Regions from separate parts of the Mus musculus genome. Here region 2 is linked to region 1. A link is a loop called in an ENCODE intact Hi-C map of the cell type or tissue named here. Cell type or tissue: left cerebral cortex. All regions are shown on one strand. Links, peaks and the distances in the headings refer to the core of each region. The heading gives the core; the rest is flanking DNA. Region 1 overlaps Tubgcp4 (tubulin, gamma complex associated protein 4). Region 2 holds the start of Map1a (microtubule-associated protein 1 A).

Region 1 (12,089 bases), core at 4,090-12,089:
AGGGAATCTGGCATCCTTATCTAGCCTCTGAGGGCACGAGCCAGGCATATGATACAAAGATATGCATGCAGGCATAACACCCATACAAGTGTAAAAAAAAAAATCATACAACTTATCTATGCATCTCCAGGTACCCAGATGATTTTTCCTATTAACTTTAATGTTGTGCTTTTTTGAGACAGGGTCTCCTTCTGTAGAGACTCTTCCTGTCCTGGAACTAACTATATAGATTAGGCTGGCCTTGAACTCAACAGAGCTCCTTCTACCTCTGCTTCTGATGCTGAAATTCAAGGCATGAGCTACTCCGCTTGGCTACAGTCATGCTTTCTCAAAAGTGACTGGGGAAAAAAAAATCAAATATGTACTCAACTTTGTAGCCATTTAAAAATGGTATTCACACAGAGTTGTATATGTAGCTATTACCATTAATTTCAGGACATTTTTATCTTGTATAGGTTTTGTTTCTGTCTGCTCATTCCTAGGATTAGCTGAACTTGGGTTCACTGTAATGGATTTTTGTGTTTTTTTTTTTAATCTCATCACAGCACCTCTGGAAGCTAATGGTGGAAGAGTCAGATTTACTGGGTCAGCTGAAGGTAATAACTGACACTCTTTTAAATCCGGAAATGATTCTGGAAAGCAGTCTTATCTACACTGCCACAGTCGATTCATTTGTTCTTACTCAAGTGAGGAAAATATATTTTATGCTACAAATCTTTTCTACTCTAAAGATTCAAGCTTACTTTCTTCTGTTGTGATGTAAATACCATCAAACAGAGTCTTCCTGCTTTGGGAGGCTGCTCTGTATGTCTCTTTAAAATGTCAAGCCTGTATCCTTCAGACTGCTAGTATCAGCCTCTCTGTGTCTAATTCATTTGGGGTGGTCAGGGCCTCCAGGCTCTGATTTACTGAATTGTACACTGAAATTCTTTCCCCAGATCATTAAAGACTTTTACCTGCTGGGACGAGGAGAACTGTTCCAGGCCTTCATTGACACAGCTCAGCACATGTTGAAAACACCACCCACTGCAGTAACAGAGCATGGTAATTTTCCTGTGGCCCTGAGAGTAAAGTTTGCTCAGGTTGCAGGGTGTTTCTTGGCTGGTGTTGTGTGTTGCATGTTTGCCTGCAGAGGCCAGAAGAGGGAGGACTTGAGTCACAAGCAGTTGTTATAGCTAAAGCTTCCTTATGCTTGGGGTATAACTAGGTCTCAGAACAACTAAAGTGAAGGACTTCAGTACTTTCAAGACTTCTCCTTACCCTGACAACTCCCCTAGACATCAGTAGCCATTCCTGGTCTCTAGAAGCAAACTAAAGAAATCTAGTGAAGTGCTTTGTTTTAACTGGTTACAGCCAGATCCACATGGCTATAACTTTAACAGTGAAGAAGTCAAGTTTAGGAGATGCCTCTTTCAGCAAGTGTCTTCCCTTTGGTTAGTTTAATGGCCACCCCTATCCAAGCACAAGAAGAATAATATAATAAAGATCTGAAACAAGACAAAGGAAATGGAAGAGAAAATAAGGGCCTTGATTGTTTAAATCAAGTCTATAAACAAAACAGCCAGAATATAGATTAAAAAAATCAGATATGTTAACCCATTTGACATGCTGTCTCCCCAGGAATTGAGTATTGCCAGCCCCGCTGACACTACAGGGACTGTCCGGAGCAGGAACGACTCTCAGGATTGTTAACAAGGAGGAGGACTTAATGCTGTCAGGCAGAAGCCACAGATGCCCTGACCCTGAACCTGTTGCTTTCCTGTGCTTTCTTACAGATGTGAATGTGGCCTTTCAACAGTCAGCACACAAGGTGTTGCTAGATGACGACAACCTTCTCCCTCTGTTGCACCTGACGATTGAGTATCATGGGAAGGACCACAAAGGTCTGCTATTCTCTGATTGCTTCCTCTCTGCATCTTCTGGTCTTTTTCATCCCTCCTCAGAAGCTGCATAATTTCAGACTGTAGAAATCACCTAGTCTACTATTCCAATTTTGTACAGGTACAAACGTAATTCCAGGAAGGTTGAGATGCTCTGCCCAAGGTTGTTTTTGAGATGCGTCTATATTTTTCTCTAAAACACCTCTCAGGAAAAGCCCTCACAGAAGTTTCCTCCCCTCTACCTTTATTGACTCTCAATGCTGCTTTTCAGTACCACTGGAGTACATTTTGTGTGTGTGGTTCACCTTCTCTCTATGGTTCTAATTAACAAAGTTATTATCGTATTTCTTTACGTAGCAGATGCCACCCAGCCAAGAGAAGTGCCTTCTCGGGAGACATCCCCCCGGGAAGCTCCTTCTTCCGGCTGGGCTGCTCTAGGGCTTTCCTACAAAGTACAGTGGCCACTGCACATTCTCTTCACCCCAGCTGTCTTGGAAAAGTGAGTATTTCTGAGTTTCTCCCAAATAAATATTACTTGTTACATCCAAGGGAAAAGGAAAGTGGAGTGGAGTAGGACTGATAGAAGCCAGCCTGGTGTCCAGCTGGTTTCTACACTAGCATGCTAGAGGTTGCAGACTCGGCCTGTCTTCAGGAACTAGACCGGAGTCTAGTTTGTTTTTTCTTGCTGTGAAAAAGCAACTTGAGAGGAAAGGGCTTATTTGGCGTAAATGTCTGGACAGCAGTCCTTCATTGAGAGCAGTCAGTATAGGAATTCCAGCAGGAGCAGAAACCAGAGGAATGCTTCTTACTGGCTTGCTCCTCGATATAGTATCACCCACAGTGGCTGGGCCCTTCTGCATCAGTCAAGAACATGCTCCACAGATTTGCCCACAGGCAGATCTGATGAAGGCAGTTCACATTAGTGAGGTGACAGCCATGAGACAATATGGAATGATAAGGACTTGAACAAATGGACGTAGAATCCATTAGACTAGGACTGGAGAAATAGCTCATTTCGTAAAGGGAGGACCTGAGTTTGAATTCCCAGAATGCACCTGAAGCTGAGTGTGAGCATGCCTTGCCTGGTAATCCTAGCATTTCTATTATGAGACAGGAAGTAGACAAGAGAGTCCACCAGCCAGCCAGTTTGGCATGCACAGAGGCAAACAGCAAAAAGACACTGTCTCAAACAAGGTGTAAGGGGCAGTCTGGTTTCATATTTACCTGAGTGCCATAGCATATGCCCACTTGCATTCACTTCACACACTTAAAAATGACACTTTTTAAGATTTTTTTATGTGGATGTGCGTCTGCACACATGTATGCGGGTGCCCATGGAGACCAGAACTGGAGCTGCATGCAATGTGAGGCACCCAGTATGGGTGCTAGGAACTGAATTCAGCAAGTGATCTTAACCACTGAGCCATCTCTCTAGCCCGACTTTGTTTGAGAGAAGTCTCTATATACAGCCTTGGCTGTCCTGGAACTCACTCTGTAGACCAGGCTGGCCTCAGACTCCGAGATGTGCCTGCCTCTGCCTCCCAAGCACTGGGATTAAAGGCTTGTACCACAATACCCAGCCCAGATATGTTTCAATTGGCAAATAAGTAATTGTAGGTTTGTTATTTGTAGACTAGTTTGTAGCCTTTGGAATATGAAGACTCAGGTATGGTACTAAGTTCTGGCACTTGACTATTCCCATCAGTTCATAGGACTTTCTCCCCTGGTTTTTATGATTTACTATTCATGATGTTAATATACTTGGGACCCATGTATAAGTTAGGTTTCTGTTGTATGTGGTGAGGACTATACCCAGAAACAAAGGGTTTTATTTGGGCTTGAGCATATAGCATCAGGAAGGGAAGTCAGAGCAGGAACCTGGAAGCAGGGACTGAAGCAGGAATCCTGGAGGAGGGCTGCTTCCAATCTTGTTTCTTGGAATGAACATCTGCCCAGTGCATGGTGGGACAGGATATCCCCACGAGGGAGGTGAGAAAAACACAGTGCACCCTGAGACAGGATAAGGAGACCGTTCTCACTATGGTCACAGAGTAAGGAAAAGGCCATCTCTTTCAGCCCACCTCTCTAGCCTCATTCTTCCCTACTCAGCCATTTTGTAGAATATACAGAAGAGCACAGAAGCAGGGAACAGTGAGGCTGATGCAAGGAGAAGATTCAGCCACAGGTTCAGAACTCACAGTCCAGTCCAGTTAGACAAGTGTACAGGCCTTGTCCAGAGACTCCAAAACTTAGCTACTCACCTCCTTGTTTGATGTGGGCTTTACTTAATATTGCTTTAAAAGTAATGCTTTTAATGTTTAATAAAATAAAAACATTTTAATATTTAAAGTATTTACTATTTTAATATTTATGATACTTTAATGTTATCTTAATAAAATACTTTAATATTTAATATCTTACTATTTAAGACATTTTTAGTATTTAATGTTTTTATGTACACATGTGTGATGTGTATAGGGTGTCTGTGTGATATGAGTGACTGACTACAGGGTTAAAATGACATTGGATGTCCTCTCTCATGTTCTACCTTATTCCCGTGTGACAGGCTCTTACTGAAGTTTAGTTATTTTGTTGTTCAACTGAAATTCATTTCATTTCCTCTGCTATCTAATTTACTGCATAAATACATTATTCTTGTCACTCACTAGAGAGGTGACAGAGGAATCCCTGTGTCTGTGGTGTATGTATGTGTGTTGGGGTGGGGGGTGGAGTAAGGTCTGTATCTCAATGCTGCTTCTGCCATAGGTACAATGTTGTTTTTAAGTACTTACTGAGTGTGCGCCGTGTCCAAGCTGAACTGCAGCACTGCTGGGCACTCCAGATGCAGCGCAAACACCTCAAATCTAACCAGACGGACGCAGTCAAGTGGCGCCTAAGAAACCACATGGCCTTCTTGGTAGATAATCTTCAGTACTATCTCCAGGTACGTTCTGTGCAATGGATGGAAGAGGTGGGAAAAGGAGCCCAGAAAGCAGAAAAGGGTCTGCTGTTCTGTATTTGGTAAAATGCTACAGTTGGAGAAAACTGAGTATTTCTATCTCTAGGCTTGGCATTTTAAGTGGAAATAAATGGATAAAGGGAATTAGGATACTTATGAGCAATGCACTGATTGCTGATGTGACCCTTTGTCATTGTGGCGTGATATTATCAATTAAAAAGTTCATATCAGCTGGGCAGTGGTGGCGCATACCTTTAATCCCAGCACTCGGGAGGCAGAGGCAGGTGGATTTCTGAGTTCCAGGCCAGCCTGGTCTACACAGTGAGTTCCAGGACAGCCTGGGCTACAGAGAAACCCTGTCTCGGAAAACCAAAAAAAAAAAAAAAAAGTTCATATCAAAAAACCATGCAACAACTCCCACCCCCAATGACTGGAAAAAAAAACCCAACTCATAATCTTTTGAGTAATCTTATAATTCTGTGTTGTTCCTTCACTGTGCTTGTCCCATATCTATCCTTGACTACATGCTGAGGAAGCCTGCTATTGCTAACTAAGTCAGTGGAGAGGACGAGGCAGGAGTGGATTTCACTGGGTAGGGGAGTGGTCTACAAAGACATTTGAAATGATTAAGAATTACACATCCATGGAGCTAGAAAGGTGATTTAGCAGCTAAAAGCACTGACTACACTTGCAGAGGGTCTGAGTTTGTTTCCTAGTATCCACATGGTGGCTCCAACCATCTGCAATTCTAATCCAAAGGATCTGATATCCTCTTCTGGCATCTGTGTGTGTTACACACACACACACAAGCAAAACACACTTACTTTTTTTTTTTTTGGAAGTAACAACTGTGACTGGGAATGTAGGTCAGTTGGTAGAGTACTTATATAGCATTCAGAAAGGGTTTGAGCTCTGGCACTGCAAAATGTCAGGTGTGGCGGCACTAGCCTGTGATCCTAACATTTCAGAGGTAGAAGGAAGAGGACCGGGAGTTCAAGGTCATTCTTGGCTACACAGTGAGCTTCAGGCCAGCCTGGGTTACATGAAACCCTGTCTCAAAAACAGAAATTATACAACCAGTTCTGTTGACACACAACTGTAACATCCACACTGGGAAGTGTCAGGAAGGAGAATTGCAAAGCCTGAGCTGCAGCAAGACCCTGTATAAAAAGAAACAAAAGTCAGGGAATGTAATTCATTGTTACAGCCTTCCCCTGAATACACAGGCCTCAAGCAACACACACTCTACAAGACTCAGAGCAACTGAAACATGTCACTGGTCAGCCTAAAGTGGCTAAAAGGAAGATGAGGGCTGGTGAGATGGCTCAGTGGGTAAAGGCTGGAGCCACCAAGCCTGATGACCTGGGACCAACCCTGAAAAGTTGTCCTTTGCCCTCCACATGCCTCTGTGGCATGAGCAATTCACACACATACTAAAAATAAAACATGAGAAGAACCATAAAATGGAACACTCAGAATGTGCCAGGTGCTAAAAAAAGGTTTTTTTATCTATCAGGTAGATGTGCTGGAGTCTCAGTTCTCACAGCTGCTTCATCAGATCAATTCTACGAGGGACTTTGAAAGCATCCGATTGGCACACGACCACTTCCTAAGCAATCTGCTGGCCCAATCCTTTATTTTGCTGAAGCCTGTAAGTAGGGGTGATTGGTTGCTTAGCCTAATATGTCCCTGTCGGCTCTTGGACTTGACGAGATATGAGACTGTTATTCATCGCATGTTCAAGTCCATCTTTACATTTCTGACACTTAAAATACAGTGTTAAAGGGAACGAGAATGTAAGAGTGTGGTAAACAGATAGAGATAAAAAGAACTTTATGTTTAACACACACACACACCCCAAGTGACCTACAGAAATTCAGGAATCTCCCTGACTCTACAGGAAAACAACAGAGCTCACTTTCTTAGAAATCTGTTGGACCAGGATCAACCAGTCATTTGAAAGTTGTTCTCATAGGTACATCGTGTCTAATGCTCTGGGTGTACGTCCATCTGCAAGTACACACATTTAGCTCTTCTGACAGCTACTCAACATTGACTACATATTGGAACTTGTGAAAAAAATCTAAGGCCAGAAATCACTTAAGTCAAACGTGCAGATTGGGGTCTCAGCACCAATAACTGCAAGCACACAAGCTGGCCCCAATCCCAAGGTGAGCGTGCAACTCAGATAACCCTGGAGTGCTTATGCTTTCATCTCTGTGGTGAGCAAGCTGTACTCATCCGGGCACCAACCATAAATGGTATGGGGCTTCTTTGAACTCTGGTATTTGGGGCTGTTACTTGCTACACCTAGAAGGAGTGACTTAAGCAGCTGCCACTCTCAGTGGTTGGCACTGTTCTTGCATAGCATGGGTATATCCTTGAGGAAGAGCACGTTAGAACAACAGGTCATCATAATTGAAGTCTTTATTGAGTGCTTACTGTATGCAAGGCACTGGGGATACAAAGAGGTATAAGTCATGGCTCTGCCCTTAAGGAGCTCACAATCTAGTTGGAAAACAACAAGACATGTACATACAAAAGTCAGCAACAGCACGGGTGGCCCGACAATCACCAGTGAACAACACAGGTACTACAACAGAAGAAGGGTGGAGACCGCTAAAGGCTGCAGTGGGGAAGGAGTAGTTCACAGAGAATGAGGCTTGAACTGTTAGTAAAGAGAAGAGAATCTCAGGGAACAACACTCAGAGCTCAAAGGCAAGAGCATTCTCAGTGGGTCTAAGGAAGGAGGAGTTAATGGTGACTAGAGCAGAGGTTTTGTGCAGGGAGTCAGAGAAGCCAGCTGTCCCAAGAAGGGATGTTCATTCTGTGTGTTACTTGGGAGGGCCAAACAGCTTTGAAGGTTGCGGTGTCTCTGCTGAGATCAGACATGGGAGGTAGTAGGCTGTTAAAAACTATTTTCCCAAACCTTGCATTTCTCAGCGATTTCTTCATTTCTTAACGCCAGCTATATTTTTGGATAGGTGTTTCACTGCCTGAATGAAATCCTAGATCTCTGTCACAGTTTTTGTTCACTGGTCAGTCAGAACCTAGGTCCACTGGATGAGCGCGGAGCGGCCCAGCTGAGCATTCTCGTGAAGGTGAGTCTGCCTAGCCACTGAAAATACATACCTCTCCCCCCAGCTGTGGAGCAGGCAGTCTGCTCCGGGTCAATAAAGCGTTTTCCAGAACAGACATAGAAATGACGAGATAAAAAGATAAAAGCGCTGGTATCGGTGAATATATAATGTGCTGCCTCACAGTGTTCAGAAATAGTTCAGCCCTGAATAGTTTCTTCAGCCCACCAAGTATGCACTGGCTTTGTGCTCATTTTCTCACATCCCACTTCCTTCCCTGAACCAGCCTCCTATCTCACTTATAATTATAATCTCAGACTATATTTATCTCCTTGTAACAAAGCAGGATCACTGCAATCCCAGTATGTGATGGAATATATTAATCTTAAATGAGCTGTTAAATTCCTACTAACGAGAAAGCACTTTCATGGGAGTCATGCATCTCACGGACATGTACTAAGAAGTCATGTTAGGAGCTGATAGAAATGGGAATATGGGAAGGCCAGGTGGTCCTGCAAACATTTAAGCAAAGCTTTTCCAAAGACCCCCTTGGTTCCCAGTACCCTAGCCTGGTCACTGACAGCTCGGGTCTCTCAACAGGGCTTTAGTCGCCAGTCTTCACTCCTGTTCAAGATTCTTTCCAGTGTTCGGAATCACCAGATCAACTCAGATTTGGCTCAGTTACTGCTCCGGCTAGACTATAATAAATACTATACCCAGGCTGGTGGGACTCTGGGCAGGTAGGAACAATTCATGGGGCACTTACTAGATTTGGAGGAGGGGGTTAATGAACAATAGAAGACCAAAATGCAACTCTGGCCATCACCTCCAGATTACCCTCATTTTATAAACAAGGCTCAGAGATGCAGGAAGGGGTTGGGGGTATGGGAGTAGGGTGATCATGTTCTACAATTTTACTGGAATTTATTTTCTAGTGAAGTTCATCAGCATATTAAAATACTAAAGCTGAGGGTAAGGTCTGTGTTAGGCTATGTACTGCTATGTTCTGGGGGCAGTCTGGCTTCCACTGCCTGCTCTGACATGTACTAGCAGCAGTGTGGCTGTGGTGCCATGCTCTCTTCTAAACTTCCTTAAATCTAATACTGATATCCAGTGGTCATCGTCGGCTTCTTAAGAGAGCTGTGTTGTTGCCATGGTGTTAGCTCTATCTCAGATTGCCATGTTTCTTTGGAAGGCATGGCATTTAATGAAACTTTTTTTTTCTTTTATAGTTTTGGGATGTAAAAGAAAACTCTGGTTCAAAAAATGAAACAGCCCTGCCACATTCTGATGTCTGTAACAAATCTCTCAAATCATTCATCAAATGCCTGCAGACTGCTGAAAGGGTCTTCTAGAAGAAATGCAGAGGTATAAAAATCCTCCCTGCCATTCCTGTAGGGGAACTGGGGTCTGATATCCCTCTGCTGACCACACGAAGGATTTTGAAGACATCTGTTGGGTGGGTTCATTTGTGTAACCGGGGTTTATTGAACACTTACTATATTCCTATGGAAGATAACCACAGTAAACAGTGGGTTGGCTCATGTAAGAACGGAATCACGCTCCTGAACAGGTCAGCTTCTGTGTCACCACCAAATGAGAAAACCCTTCAGAGAGCCTGTGAGCTTTCCCTCTTTCTGTACCTTGTAACTACACAGACTATCTTTATCCTTCCCTAAAATTTAAGATTTGAGTATCCTTTATCTGAAGAATTGAGCCAGTGAGTTCTAATTCTTTCAGACTAGTAAAAGGGCAATTCTGGCTAAAGAGGATAGAGGTCAAATTGTTTAGATTTAGAAACAATTTAGTTTTCACTGCAACCCAGTTTTCCCACCTTAGACCTGCCACATGAGTTAAGGTTTTATGGTCAGATAGCCTAGCCACCACGGGCTGAGAACATACTAATGTTCTCATCAGCATAAACAAAACACTTCACTGACATCTTTCCCTCCAAGCTGGACAAGAATGAAACATCCGGGCCTCAGTCTGTAGTCACTGAGTCCTCTCTTCATCTACACTGTCTACCAACCACTATGAAAGCCTGAGCCCGTACTTGTCAACTACCCAGGAGGATTATCCCACCTTGTTACCTCACCTCTAAAAGCAGATAACAGCCTGCTGCTTGTTTTTGTAAATAAAGTACTATTCAAACAGCCACACATACTCAATTTAGCTATTGTCGGTGATTGCTCACAGACAAGACAAGTTGTTGAGACAGACAAGTGTGGTCACAAAGCCTAAAAGTATTTACTATTTGGCACTATAGAAAAAATGAGACCGCTGGCTTTATTTAGAGAATGAGAAGCCGTTCGCTAACAGGGATGATGATGATGAGTGTGAGGAAGGAATAACTTCCAACAGTTGTGACAGCTTATTTTATAGAAAACCGTCCCAGCAAATTTATAGTCACTGTCCATTCATTAACAACTGGTCATGTTCATGTTCCCAGTAGCAGGTCATCTGTCAATAAACTCCTGATACCCAGAGCTGTTCCCAGTCCCACTCAACTTTAGCACTACTGTTTACCCAGGCCCTCACCTACTTTAAACTGTTTTTGGAAGTATAACATTTTAGGTAGCCTGGGATAACCTTGACAGTGATGCCACAAAATAAAGCTCACTCCTCTATTTTTATCTCCCTTTGTTTGCTGTACTGCTAAAGTGACAAGCCTGCTGACAACTTCAGAGAAGATCCTATGTTTATCATGTTCTGAGATTAAGCTCAAAGAAACAGATGAAGACATCCCAGTTACTACAACCAAAGAGATTCAACATTTATTTTATCATAAAAGTCCAGCAAATAAAACTATGTACAAGGTCCATGCAAAGAATACAATTACACACAAGACACACTTAAAACCTGATTAAAACACAATCTCCACAATAGCAGGGAATAAAACCAGTAAGACCAAGTATCTTTAGTGAGAAACATAATCATGTTTATATTTTGGATGCTGCTTGAATCCAATTCTCTCCCCAACAATGAGGCACTGGATCACCCATTCTTGTGATACCACAGGCAGTTGCAAGGCTTCAGCACACTTGAGCACCGAGGCTGGGCATGAGGGGTCTGTCACCACCACATCAAATACCCCTAAAGCAATGTCTGTAAAAAGTAGGGGAAGTGAATGAGGGAGGGACACTCAGTTTAGCTCCTATTAAAACAAGACAGGTGTGCCTTCTAACAGGTATTCCCTACTCTGCCAAACCAAAGCCCTCTACTCTAGGTACTGTATGTTCATAATCTAAAATAAAAGTTGCAATCACCACGTCTGGCCTTGTAGAACTATTGAATGGAAATACCACTGGAGACTATAGAAGCCTGAATAGCGTTATCCTTCACTTACGTCAACCTACCCTTTTTGAAGGTGGGACTTATCTTAAAAATGAGGACAGACTTGGAATACACATGCTGACAGGTGTGAGTCTAAGGACACCCTGGAATGACTATGAAACACAGATGCTTCCCAGTACCTTTGTTGTGGGCACTTGAATGGTGCTGCTTCACAGAGGCTGCCCCTCCAGTCATAAGGATCTCAGACCAGAGCTCCAAGAAGTTCTGTTGTTGATCTGACACCAAGAGGACCTTCAGATTCTGGAAAGGGTTTTCACGGGGTTGCCTGTGAAGGAGTTGGAGACAATATTTAGGAACTGGAAAGGAACTTAGTATGGCCCATCATATCTAACAACTCTGCAAAGGGAGTCCTTGTCTGCGCTTTCCTAGCTCTGCCATGTGTTGAACATGCTCTGCCTCGCTTCTGGAGGAGGTATGCATTCCAGGAGCCCAGACTTTGCTAGTAAACAAATCAGGTTAGTCCCCTTCCCTCTCTAAGTTTAAAATTGAAACTTAATCCTAGTTTCAATGCTTCCCCTACTGGGGAACACTGACCACATACACTAATCTTTCCACACATTCAGAAGGTTCCCAGTGAGGCTCTGGCAATAAAGTACTTTAACTGCTGATATCATTTCAAATTCATTCAAATTCTGATTTAGTCTACAGACATTCCAGTTTCTAGTAACACTTAAATTTCTCAACTAGACTTTCTTCCCAAATGCCATTCTTCCTGTTGTCTCAGCTCTAAATGGGCTTCCAAACACTCACCAATCCAGAATTCGTTGCTCTTCAAGGCTATACCCAGCAGGCAGCAGATAATTACGATAGTTTTGAAGT
Region 2 (12,089 bases), core at 2,824-10,823, 99 kb after region 1:
AAAGGATTTTCATGGCATGTCCAAAGTACTTACAGTATGGACTGGATGGTTAGGTATAGTATGTTTCAAGATAGGGCTAAGATTTCTGTGAGGTACTTAACAGTCAGAACGTGGTTCACTGGCAGGCTTGAGGTATCAGCTATTACCTCTTTTCTATCCTTTTAAGGAGTAGGATTTCATGTGTGCACATGTGAGTGCAAGAGGACAACCTGGAGTGGTGTCCCTCAGACACCCTTTTCTTCTTTGTACTATAGATACCAGGGTCTCTCAATGGTATAGCTGGCCTGCGAGCTTCCAGAGATTCATCTGTCTCTCCCTCCTAGTTACCATCTCTGCGATTCCAAGTGCTCACCGCTGTGCCTGGCTTTTTTTTACAGTTCTGAGAACCTGAACACTTGCTTGCCAGGGAAGTACTTTACCAACTGAATCATCTCCGTAGCCTTTCTTCTCTTCTACCATCTCCAAAGTGCAAGGTAAATGGAAGAAAAAGCAAGTATAACTGGAGCCTAAACACAGGCCTTCTCTCTGATGCACACAACAGAATGACTCAGGGTAAGATCAGCTGTAGTGGTGGAGAGTCTTTGAAGAATGGGGAGTTGGGGGTTCAGCAAGAGAAGGGGAGAGGAAGGAAAGGAAGGGATGGAGAGAAGGAGAGGGAAAGACAGAGAATATTAATTCAGTTCTGTACAGTAATTACATGGTCTCCTAAATTTATCCACTGTGTCACATCCCTAGTAGCTGGGAAGTCTTTCCTGGGTTTTACTCAAATACTCTTTGCTGCAGTCTGAGCTCATTGCACTCAGCAAATATGGAGACTAGCCAACCACTATCCTTGGAATAACTACTCTCCAGGGACTCAGGGTAGGAAGGTCATCCTGTCCCCTCCAATACTGCGCAGCCTGATTGACCACGCCCGGAGCTCGGGGCAAGGACGGGGAAACCCAGGTTGGTAACCTAGACCCTGGCATGCAGCGAGGCGGGGGGAAAAATAGAGACAACGATAATTGCCAGATGGAGACCACGATAGAAACCCCGAGACAGCGAAGGGCAAGATGGCTCCCCAAGGTTCGAGAGAAGCTGCGGAACTGCCTCCCACACTGTGCTCAACGCAGACACAGCCTAACTAGATGGATGTTGTTCTCGCGCCTTGGACTCCGCCCTCGGCTGGGTCTCGCAGAACCCTTACCCTGGCTCAAGTCGGAGAGGGGCACTTGGTCAGGAAAACTGCAGGTGGATGACTGCAGCCACCACCCATAGCGGCACAACCACCGCATCCCCGCCCCGCCCCTGCGGCGCTTCAGCCCCGCCCCTAGAAGGCAGTGACCAATGAACGGCTCCTGCCGCCGGCCTTTAAGAACCGCGCGCACTCTCCCCGCAGCGGACGCAGCTAGCCTAACACTCCGCGGGAGTTTCCATGGCGACCGAAGCCGGGACCGCGCGGCCTGGCAGCGTTGCCATGGAGACAACTCCGGAGCTGGGGCTCCAGAGCCTCGGTGCACCGCCAGCTCAGAACCCGGCGGAGCCTCTTTGCGAGGCCGGTGCCGCGGTAGCGGCAGCGCGCTGGGACCTGCGGAAATACTCCTTGCTCATCGTGATCGGCGATATCGGTACAGAGAGTCAGCTGAGGGCCGTGCGGGCCCACCTTGAACAAGGTGAGCCGCTCTCCTGGCTTTTACGCAGTACTCCATCCATGCCTCTCCGCCATCTGCATTCATCTCCCAGTGCACATTTCTGTCTCCTCTATCTCTATGTGCACTTCCCGAAACCTGCGACCCTGTCACCTGCATCTTCCATGAATGTGCCTCTGTCCTCTCGAGCTGCCAACACCTTGCTTGCCCATCCTTTCTGCATACCCCATTCTGTTCCGCAGTGTCCCGGAGCAGGAGCAGGAGAAGCTCCGTGGAGACCCTGGGGTCCCTCTGGTCACACCCCTTTCCCGAAGCCACTGGACCATATATCCGAAAGTCCTCATCAGACCCTGAAAAGTCCATGTCCCTACCTTACAATTTCTTCTTTAGGGGAGGTTTTTGAACGCGAGGTACACATCTCAAATCTCTGAATGCTGGCAGCCAAGTTTAGAGAGTGACCTTCGTGGCTCTGCAGCTCACCTCCCTCAGCCGTGCCTGTGGCGCAGTGCTGCGGAGCCACCTGCGGGTGGAAGCAGGGGATGGAGGCAAGGGAGGGGGCATAGGAGAATCTAGAATCTGATTTAGCAAGAGGGATCATTATGGAAACCTACAGTATATGGAAATAGACCCTTGCGTGTCACTTCTACCGTAACTGTTTTGCCTTGAAAAACAAAAACTCCAAGCTCATTTATTAGTAAGCCCATTCTAAACTCTGCTCTTTGCCCTCTGGAAAGGGGAAAAAGCAGGTACTAGCTATCCTTCTTGGAGGCATCACCTCCCATTTCTTTCCTCTCCCAGGAGCTTGGCAATGCTTTCTGTGGGTGACTTTGACTAGAACCCTCTTATTTTTTTTCCCCCTTTTCTTTTACAGGGATTCTCTCCTGGAATATTGACTTATCATCCTTTGACTTGAACCAACAGTTGAGACTCTTCATTACCCGGCACCTAGCTCACTTCTCCTCAGAGGTCAAAGGTTAGGACTAGGGTTATTTGTCTCAGTCCTTTGGGTCCAGTATCCAGGCCAGAACTGGCCTTATGGGAGGATTGGGTAGGTAAAAAGGGAGGGACTTTTGATGGCTCCACAGCTATTTACACATGCTGTGGATAATGCCCAGTACACACTGCAACCACTCAATATGATGGTAGAGCATAATTTTGTCAGGAAAAACGTTGTTGTACACAGCAGCTGACAAGCACTAAGAAAGTGATCAAACCACTCGCAGGTAAAAGCTTTTCCTCTGTGTTCCCTTTCTGCATACCCCAGCTTTCTTGCTTCTCTTTATAAACATCCCAGAATGCCTCATTCACCTCCCCAGACCCTTATTTCTCACAGCCCACCTTCCAGGATTCTTTTCTGTTTCCTCCTGGCTTAGCCAGCAGATCTTCAGAGCAGAACAGAAGGCTGCCACCTAGGGCTGATCAGATCAGCACCCAGGGAGCCAGGCTGGGACAAAGGTCTCCTCGATTTGTGAGGCTTGATTCTGAGATCAGGTCTGATGGGTGGGAGAACTCGTCTAGAAATGTGCGATAAAAGCTTAATTAGCATTCTACTGCAGGTGTCTACGGAGAGAGTTGGGAAAGTCCTACGTCCCTTGATAAAGGTGTTGGGCATCTGGCCATATTATTGTAAATGTTGACACACCAATCAATATAACTTTCTTTTAAAAAACAACAAACAAAAAAACCAGGATCTCACTCTATAGTCCACATGTAGTCTAGGATGCAATCAAACTTGTTATCCTCCTGCCTCTACCTCCTGAGTACTAGAGTTGTAGGCATGTACCACCGTACCTGCTTCCGTATAGTTTTATAGGATGTGACTTCCATGTACTCAATAGTCATTGCTACCAAATAACAGACTTCACATGTTACTAACTCTCAACAGTCCAGTACAGCAGATAGACTTTCTGCTCCGCCAGTCTGGCCAGTTCCTCATCAATGAGTTCTCATGAGCTGCTGTGGAGAGGCTGGAGAAAGTGAGGTTGACATGGCTAAAGCTCTATTACACTTAGAGTATGTGCAGCAGCTTAAATACCATGACGCTGGCATCTTCCTGATGGGACTGGCTTCCTGGAAAACGAGCCATTTGCTCCTTGGAGATTACCTTCTTTTGACAATGACCCATGTCATGACATCCTCCACTATTCCCTATGACCAAAAGACAGTTTTGCCACTTGACACTCCTAGAAACAAGGCTGAATAAAGGGATGGCTGGGGGTTCAACTGATTACTGAGGATTGAGTGTTATCTAGGGTCCTACTAGGAATTCAAACCAGATTCTCTAACCTTGTCCTTCTGGCCATAGAGACTTTGAGTACTGTAAGAAATGAACAATATCTGAGGCAAAGTCCCTAGCTGTTCTTCCAGTTGAGACTAAGGAAATGCTTGGGAAGAGGTTTGCAGGGTGTCATATTCTCAGAAACAGGCACTGGAATAGAAACACCCACTGATGTCCTCAATCAGTTTTGCTATGGTGTCCTCAAGGGGCTTGAAGCCATCCACTCGAGATGCTAACGTACTTTTAGCATACAGAATTTGTTTTAGGTTTAGACATTGTCATGGTGGCCTCTGTCCCTGAAGAACAGTGGAGAATTTCCTGGGGGCAGGGGGGCACAAAGCTTAAGGCAGCCATAGCTCCACCCCTGCTAGTTTCTCTTTCAGCTGTCTCTGAACACAGCCTGCCCAAAGCAGCTGCAGGCACTGCCTTCTCCTTCCAGCCTCCTTTGAGTGGATAGGTTAGGGTACCCAAGAGTTGGGGTGAACTGAAGGAGATACACTAACGGTCTTATGGTTTGACCTTTCTGGCCTACTTCATAGGGTAGACCACTATGGCCAGAATAATGAAGGAACAAAATATGTCTTACAATGATAGGAAGAGCGTGATTATTTTTAGGCCTACCCCCTCTACATTTACAATCCCACCCCCACACATACAGAAAAGAAGGGGCCCTCAGATAGTCAGTGGCCCAGCTCCTTCTAGTGGTCACGTCTGGTAAAAAAAATAAAATAAAATAAATGTAAAGGGTAGCTTTCATACCAATCAGCAGCAGAGATTTGGGGCCTTCCTTTATAGCTCCCACTCCTCCTCCAGATCTCTGAAGCATCTAAGCATTTTTAACATAGCTTTAGGAAAACTTAGGGTAATTGAAAACTGTACTTAAGGTCTGGGGTGCAGCCCACCTAACATGCAGAAGGCCCTGGATCTACAGTGGGGGTAGGGAATGGTGGACACACACACACACTGACACATCACTACTGAGATTCAATAAAACGGAGGCATTTGCTGTTGAGCTCCTATAGGGAAGGGAGGATTGATGTTCTAAGACTAAGAAGTATGGGCTAGCCTAGTGTGGTGGCATAGGCCCATAATCCATCCCAGCACTTGGGAAGTAGGGGCATAGGATCATCCTTGGCTACATAGCAAGTCCATGGCCAGTCTGGGCTACCCAAGACCCTGGAGAACTGGAAAGAGGTGAGAGAGGTGGAGAGGAGAAGGCTAAGGAATTCCTTTAAGTCCTTCTGACTCTTTGTTACATTCATGTGCTCAGAGGATCCTGAATTAGAGGTTTACATTGGAAATGTGAAGGCAGAGAGAGATGAACAGAAGTTAAGCCTCATTTTGCAAGCATCCCCAGTTTGGGTTTTGTCTGAGAACTTAGGATACCCCAGTACTAGTGTAGACTGGGATCCTGATTTAGGGTAATTCTGAAACCTTCCACAATGAGAGAAATATCACGTTTATGCATTGCAAGGCTAGGATTGTAGGCAGAAAGGAACGTTTTCTTCAGATAAGGTCAGTCGTCACAGGTGGCACTGATGTACGAACTCACTAGTTCAGAAAGCAAGCTCTGAGATTGTTTAACTTATCATTTAGTGGCATGGTTCAGAAGGTGGCATCGGGTGTGAATTCGGGGGCTGCTCAGACCTCCCTCTCTTCTTTGGCATCTCACCATTTCACTGCATGAGAGAGGGATTAAGGGTTAAAGGCTGTCACAAATGGTAGCTTAGAGATGGGGAGGGAAGGAAAACCAACTGTGACCTGGAATCACCGGGCCAAGGTGTGCTATGGGGGTGTATGGCTGAGAACAAGGGTGGGCTCTGATCTCAGTTGGAGGATGATATTTTGTTCTCAATCCCAATGTCTACTAAGGTTGTGCCCCCCCCCCCCCGCCAAACACTGAGAGATCCCTAAAAAGCATAGAGGAGTCAGGAGGCTGGAGGCAGGGTGAAATAAGAGTGATGACATTGCAGAAGGTAGAGTATTACTCCATGCTGCTGAGCTGGTTTACATCTATGTGTGTGTCTATGCCGATGGCCGCTCCTATTCAAATAGGGATATGGCATGTTGCTACTTTGCATCCTGTTCCCCCTGTCCCCCAGAGTACTGGTGACTCAGCTACTTCTCTCCTCTGGCTGTAGCTAAAGCGGGGTAGGGGTTGCTGAGAGCAGAGACTATTTTGGCTTCTCTGACCTTCAAAAGCAGCCCTTGGCAGCCTGGAGCAGGGGTGGGGCTGGGGCTGGTGAGTGGGCGGAAGGAGCTGACCACACCCAGGGAGGGTTACTGTGGAGAGGACAGGATGTAAGAGTATGAACCTCACAGGGCTCCAGCTCTCCAGATCTTTCCTTTAGTCCTGGAGCACTTAGCAGAGGTGGAGACAGAGGCTGAGCCGGGAGGGCACAAGGTCAACGTAAGACTGTTCAAGATCAAGTGAGACACAGCACAGCTACAGGGAGAGGAGAGGAGCAGCAATTGAGACCCAAACACTCTACCGAGTCATTGTAAGATCATCTCTGACCCTAAGAGTACTTTATGTTAGAGTGTTCTATAGTGAGAAAGCTTTGCTTGAGCCTGGGCTCCTGGCGACGATGGTCCTTGGTCTTCGTTAACTTGTTCAATGGAAGGCAGAAACCTTCCTTACCCTTCCACGTCTGCCTCCTAACAGCCAGTACTCAGAAGCAACGTGTGTGGGTGCTCTTACAGCCAGGCTGCATTAGCACAGACCTGCATGAAGCTCCCAGGGTCCCTGTGCCCCACCCCAGTGGGGGACTGCTCCAGAACATTCACACTACTCTCCAGTCTAAAATGTCCTCCCCAGCTCCCCATTGCTGCGATGCAGAACAGGGTCCAGCTATCCACGTCACTCACTACCCTCACACTGCTCCCTTACATTTATGGCCCCTTAGCCTCTTTGTCTTCGGCTCTTGCAGTGACTGAAGGTCACTCTCTGGGTCCATCTGAGGGGAGAGGCAGCAGATGGTTTCTAAGAGGAAGGGGGAGGGCCCATGCAGCCCTTGCCTCCTATAGCTGGCTCTGTGCCCCGGTGTGGGGCTGTGGTCCTTTGGTTGATGCCGAGAGAGTATTTCTTTACTAAACAGGATTTGGGGAGAAGGTCCTTAGAGCTGCTGGAGGTCACCCTGGCTCTTTGAACTGATAGAGAACCCCTTAGCTCCCTCCCCTTCCCAGTAGCCAAGCAGAGGCACCAGATCATTCAGACTGTAAAGGCCAAGAAACAGTTAAGTCTCTAGTGCCTCGTCACGGACCAGCCCCTCTTCCCCGCCCTGGCACCGCCCTCCCCGTCAAGCAGCCCCCCCTCACTCCCACCCCAAGTGCCGCAGACTCTTCCCTGAAGCTGCCCGGCTAAGGCTGAGGCCGGAGCCGACGCCTCCATGAGGGGCTCCCTCCCACACCCCAGGGTAAGAGCCTAACCAAAGGGCACGGCAAGGCAGAAGGATTAGGGGATGCTGTGGTAGATAAGGAGCTGGGATGGGGTATCTGGTACCTTGTAAATCTGATGCATCTGGACCTGGGCTAGCCTGGTAGGAAGGCAGCCTGGGATGGAGGGAGAGAGGAGGTGAACATTACTGACTTGGGGTTCAGCCTGGATCCACAGCCAGTGGAACCAACAGGGGCTGTGACAGTCCACCTCTGTACTAGGTGGGGGTGGGGACCATCAGCTGAGAGGCAGCAATAGAGGGTGGTGCCACCGGTTTTGCCTGGCAGCCAGGGCACAGGAGGAATTTGGGGGCTGTGTCTTTAAGGGAAAACAGAAGAAGCTGAGAGGAAGGGGGAATTTACCTACTGGGAGGGTCCTTGGGTTATCAGCTACTAGATTGTTCAGCTGCTCCCTATTCTGGGGTGAGTGTGGCAGCGAGTTTTTGCCAAGTAAGGGAAGGGGGTGACACTCTGGAAGAGAACGGAGGAATGGGTCACTGAGACGTGGCATGTGCCTCCGTATAGGCTAACTGGTTTGGTTTTGGCTCCCCGCACCCCATTCCCTGTGGCCAGCTTGAGCCTGGGGCTTTAAGCCCCCCTCTGTGGCCTCTCTGAGGCAACTCAGGAGCTTGAGAGCCCTGGCTCTTCAGCAGCTGCCCTGCATTCTCCGTCCTGTCAACCCCACGGGTTCCCTGCCTCGGCCCCACCCTCACCTCATCTGTGCTTTCCTTCCCAAGATGGGGGCTCTTCCAACAGAAGCCAGTTTCTTCTCCTGCTCTGCATGCACCCCCATCCCTACCCCCCACCCCCCATGCAGAGGCAGCCAAGAAAATGACTTGTCATGCTGGGGTGGGGGGTGGGGGCGGAGCTGGAGCTGGAGGCTGAGCTTAGCGCGCACACACACACACACACACTCACACACTGCGGCAGACTGCAGCTGCCTGAGCACCCCCCCCCCCGCCTCACTGCAGAGACACCTGCCCTCCTGCCCACTCAGCTTCACACCCGAAGCCCACCCCCAACCACAGCACTGGCTGTGGGAAGCGCCCCAATCTCTTAAGATAGTCTTCTGCAAAGATAAAGGGGAAAAAAAACCCGGCAATTCCCTTCATTGGAAGAGCTGGGGGGCAGAAGAGAGAAACCAGGCTTCTCCCAGGATAAGGAGCGATGTAATGGACTAGCTCCCCAGGAGTGGGGCTGGGGGTCCTGTGTCAGGCCAGGAAGTGGGGTCAAAGGTCTTGTGAGGATACACTGGGGACCGTGAAGCTGCTGGAGTAGGGAGATGGTAGCTGGAGAGGACGTGTCTTTCTGTTCTACCTAGATTGAAGTGTGACCTTGTTTGTGATGGGGGAGTCCTGGCTCTTCTAAGTCTGACTTAAGACTGGCAGAGGATGGAGATAGCCCAGGCTGCGTAAGCCCTGCTCCTGCCTGCCTGTGCCAAAGTGTCCCTCCACTCCCAAGTTCACAGAAGAGGACCCAACAGGCCCTGCATAGGATTTGGGTCTCTGACACCTTCATCTTCCCCATAGTTGCATCTGCTGCCTGCTCCTTGGCATCAAGGCTCTTCCTCTAAACAAAGGCCCTGGCCCCAGTCACCCTTGTCCCAGCCTCAGAAAAGAAAAGGGAGTTGGAGTCGCCGAAGAGGGCTCCAGGGAACGGACTCTGAGCCTCCCCTCCCCAGTATCCTCCAGCTGCCCCTAAGGTTAACCCTACGGTGACTGCTACTGTGCTGGAAGAGGAGGCAGATGGGAAGGCAGGAACCTGGGAAGTCGGGTCCATCCTTCTTAGCCTCTTTCTCACCCACTGTGTTCTTTACTTTCACTGCTTAGTGTTTTATGTGGGTCTGGAGAAAGCCCTGGGGAGAGGATCTGCCCCCCCCCCCCCATCCTAAGCAATGCCTTGGCTGTTGTTGGCGGTCCTGCTTTTTATTTGGCTAGGTGTTTTGGGATAGAATTCTCTGTGTGGCTCTGGCTGTCCTGGAACTTAACTGGCTTTGAATTCATAGAAACCCAACTGCCTTTGCCTCCCGATTAAAGGTGTACGCCACCACCATGCCCTGCTTGCTATTGTTTTTAATTCTGTGGTGTGTGTGTGTGTGTGTGTGTGTGTGTGTGTGTGTCTGTGTTTGTGTCTGTGTCTGTGTGTCTGTCTGTCTGTGTGTGCGTGTATAGGTAGGTCAAAAAACAGCTTGCAGGAGTCATTCCTCTTTGTACCTCCAGTCCTAGGATGCTTGGCAGAGAGCATCGCTGGCCCTGTTTCTTGTTTTGAGCCAGCCACTTACTTTCTGTACTCTGAGGCAGGGAACTGGTCGCAGGGATGATGAGTTCTGCAGCGAGCTGGGTGTCCCTAGAGCCTGGGCACGTGAGGGAGATAGAGGAGAGGGAGCTGTGAAATACTTGGGAGCACGGTGGTGGGAGCACGGCTCTGACACGGAAGGCTTGGCAGAGTCAGAAAACAAAATAGCAAGTTAGAATCCTCTGTCCCCTCCAAGAAACCAGTTGCCACGTGTCTCCATCATCTTCTATTACAGGTGTTCTGTCCTTGGGTAGGGGACTTGGGGTGGAAAGGAAGGGGAATCTGAGACAGAAGCGCCTAACTCCTTACTGCCAGCCGCGGGCAAAGGCAGAGAAAGCTCCGTAAAGACCGCCATCCCTGGAGCCCTCCCCCCACCCCCAATCCCCAGGCAGCACCAGGAACTTAGTGCTCCAGAGGGACAAAAAGCTCCTTGTCAACAGAGCTGTCTGGGGCTGAAGTTCTAGGCAAAAGGGCGGGGACTGGGCAGCATCGGAGGGTGTGGCAGATGGAGGGAAGGGAGAAGTCTGCTACCGTGGGGGAGAGGAGGGAGAACCCTGGAAAGGGAAGGGCTGGAGGAGGCAGTTCCCAGGCCTCCCTTAGTGGCATCCTAGATGACTGGGTACCCTGTACCCCATTTTCTGATCATTTGTTTTTCCTCCCCTGTGCCCCCCCCCCCAGTACTTCTCATTTTAAATCAATACCTACTGATTTCAGTACACATGCCTACATCTCTCCCTCAGGCCAGAGGACCCTCTGCCACCAGAGTGAGACCCTCGAGACCATCATCCTAGTCAACCCCACTGCAGACAGCATCAGCTCAGAGGTAAGGCCAGTGCCTGCGCCTCGCTTGTTCTGAGTGCTATAACCGACCCTTGGCGGCGCCACTATACCTCGGGCTACTATCTGAACTGACTTGTGATCCTCAGCCCCACTCTGGGGAATACGGAGTGAGGAATGTGTCCTTATATCACTGAAGGGGGCAGGGCAGGGATTTTCAGTGCCTTTCCCTGGGTGCCCCATACCTGTGCCTTCTCTGCCCTCCATTTCAGGTTCACCATCTTCTTAGTAGCCCATCAGCTCACAAACTCCTCATCTTGAGTGGACAAACTTTAGAACCCGAGGGAGACCTTATCCTACAGAGTGGTACTTACTCATATCAAAACTTCGCCCAGGTCCTTCACAAACCTGAGGTGAGTTCCCTGCTGCGTGTCTTGGAAGAAGGGGACAGGAGGCAGGACTTAAGTTGTAGGGAGAAAGGCAAGGGAGGGGAAGTCTTATAAACACTGACTATCAGGAACCCTGACAGGAGGTAGGCATTTTACCTCAGAAAAAGGTAAAGAGTAGGGGCTGAATCTGGGTCAGACTAAGATAACCCCAATGATTTGATCAGCTTCTCTTTCCTATTCCTCTAGATTGCCCAGTTGCTTAGCAATAGAGACCCTGGGATCCAGGCCTTCCTCACTGTTTCCTGCTTAGGGGAGGGTGACTGGAGCCACCTGGGACTGTCTAGTTCCCAAGAGACCTTGCACCTCCGGCTAAATCCTGAGCCTGTGCTGCCCACCATGGATGGAGTGGCCGAGTTCTCCGAGTATGTCTCTGAGACGGTGGATGTGCCGTCCCCCTTTGACCTGCTTGAGCCCCCCACCTCAGGAGGCTTCCTCAAGCTCTCCAAGCCTTGCTGTTACATCTTCCCTGGTGGCCGTGGGGACTCTGCTCTCTTTGCTGTCAATGGCTTTAACATCCTGGTGGACGGCGGTTCTGACCGCAAGTCCTGCTTCTGGAAGCTGGTGCGGCACCTGGACCGCATTGACTCGGTGCTGCTCACGCACATTGGGGCTGACAATCTGCCAGGCATCAATGGGCTCCTGCAGCGCAAGGTGGCAGAGCTAGAGGAGGAGCAGTCCCAGGGCTCCAGCAGCTACAGCGACTGGGTGAAGAACCTCATCTCCCCTGAGCTCGGAGTCGTGTTCTTCAATGTGCCTGATAAGCTCCGGCTGCCCGACGCCTCCCGCAAGGCCAAGCGCAGCATCGAGGAGGCCTGTCTCACCCTTCAGCACCTGAACCGCCTCGGCATCCAAGCCGAGCCTCTGTACCGAGTGGTCAGCAACACCATCGAGCCGCTGACCCTCTTCCACAAAATGGGTGTGGGGAGGCTGGACATGTATGTCCTCAACCCTGTCAAGGACAGTAAGGAGATGCAGTTCCTCATGCAGAAGTGGGCAGGCAATAGTAAAGCCAAGACAGGCATAGTGCTGGCCAATGGGAAGGAGGCAGAGATCTCCGTCCCCTACCTGACCTCCATCACTGCCTTGGTGGTATGGCTCCCAGCCAACCCTACTGAGAAGATTGTGCGAGTGCTTTTCCCGGGAAATGCTCCCCAGAACAAGATCTTGGAGGGCCTGGAAAAGCTGCGGCACCTGGACTTCCTGCGCTATCCTGTGGCGACACAGAAG

What was found. A loop is a pair of places that touch in the nucleus more often than their neighbours do. Peaks named below come from ENCODE experiments on the same cell type or tissue, not always from the same donor. Only the 100,000 strongest peaks of a DNase experiment are listed, where the experiment ranks them.
Region 2: a loop joins it to region 1, with 7 times the contacts of the local background. A loop is called at or near these places in 5 of 42 quality-filtered maps.

Annotation. Positions count from the first base shown.
Region 1 is chr2:121,187,587-121,199,675 of GRCm38, forward strand. It overlaps Tubgcp4 (tubulin, gamma complex associated protein 4), which reads left to right. Exons shown (of 18, transcript NM_153387.3): 10 at 546-596; 11 at 939-1,044; 12 at 1,776-1,883; 13 at 2,238-2,379; 14 at 4,647-4,824; 15 at 6,356-6,490; 16 at 7,824-7,940; 17 at 8,517-8,656; 18 at 9,149-11,184. The coding sequence ends at 9,161. Trp53bp1 (transformation related protein 53 binding protein 1) reads right to left here. Exons shown (of 28, transcript NM_013735.4): 26 at 12,021-12,089; 27 at 11,390-11,535; 28 at 7,249-11,021. The coding sequence ends at 10,834. Among named protein-coding and RNA genes, the nearest start is that of Tubgcp4, 22 kb to the left of the region's middle. In left cerebral cortex, for the core only: no CTCF peak of the experiment used is centred there; DNase peaks (open chromatin) are centred at 5,722, 7,895 and 8,156; H3K27ac peaks cover 3,732 bases.
Region 2 is chr2:121,288,221-121,300,309 of GRCm38, forward strand. It overlaps Map1a (microtubule-associated protein 1 A), which reads left to right and starts at 1,382. Exons shown (of 7, transcript NM_032393.2): 1 at 1,382-1,652; 2 at 2,500-2,601; 3 at 10,377-10,459; 4 at 10,686-10,826; 5 at 11,049-12,089. The coding sequence starts at 1,415. It also overlaps a transcript of Trp53bp1 not described here. In left cerebral cortex, for the core only: a CTCF peak has its summit at 4,602 (motif pointing left); DNase peaks (open chromatin) are centred at 4,107, 4,246, 4,556, 6,177 and 8 more places; H3K4me3 peaks cover 4,400 bases; H3K27ac peaks cover 5,574 bases.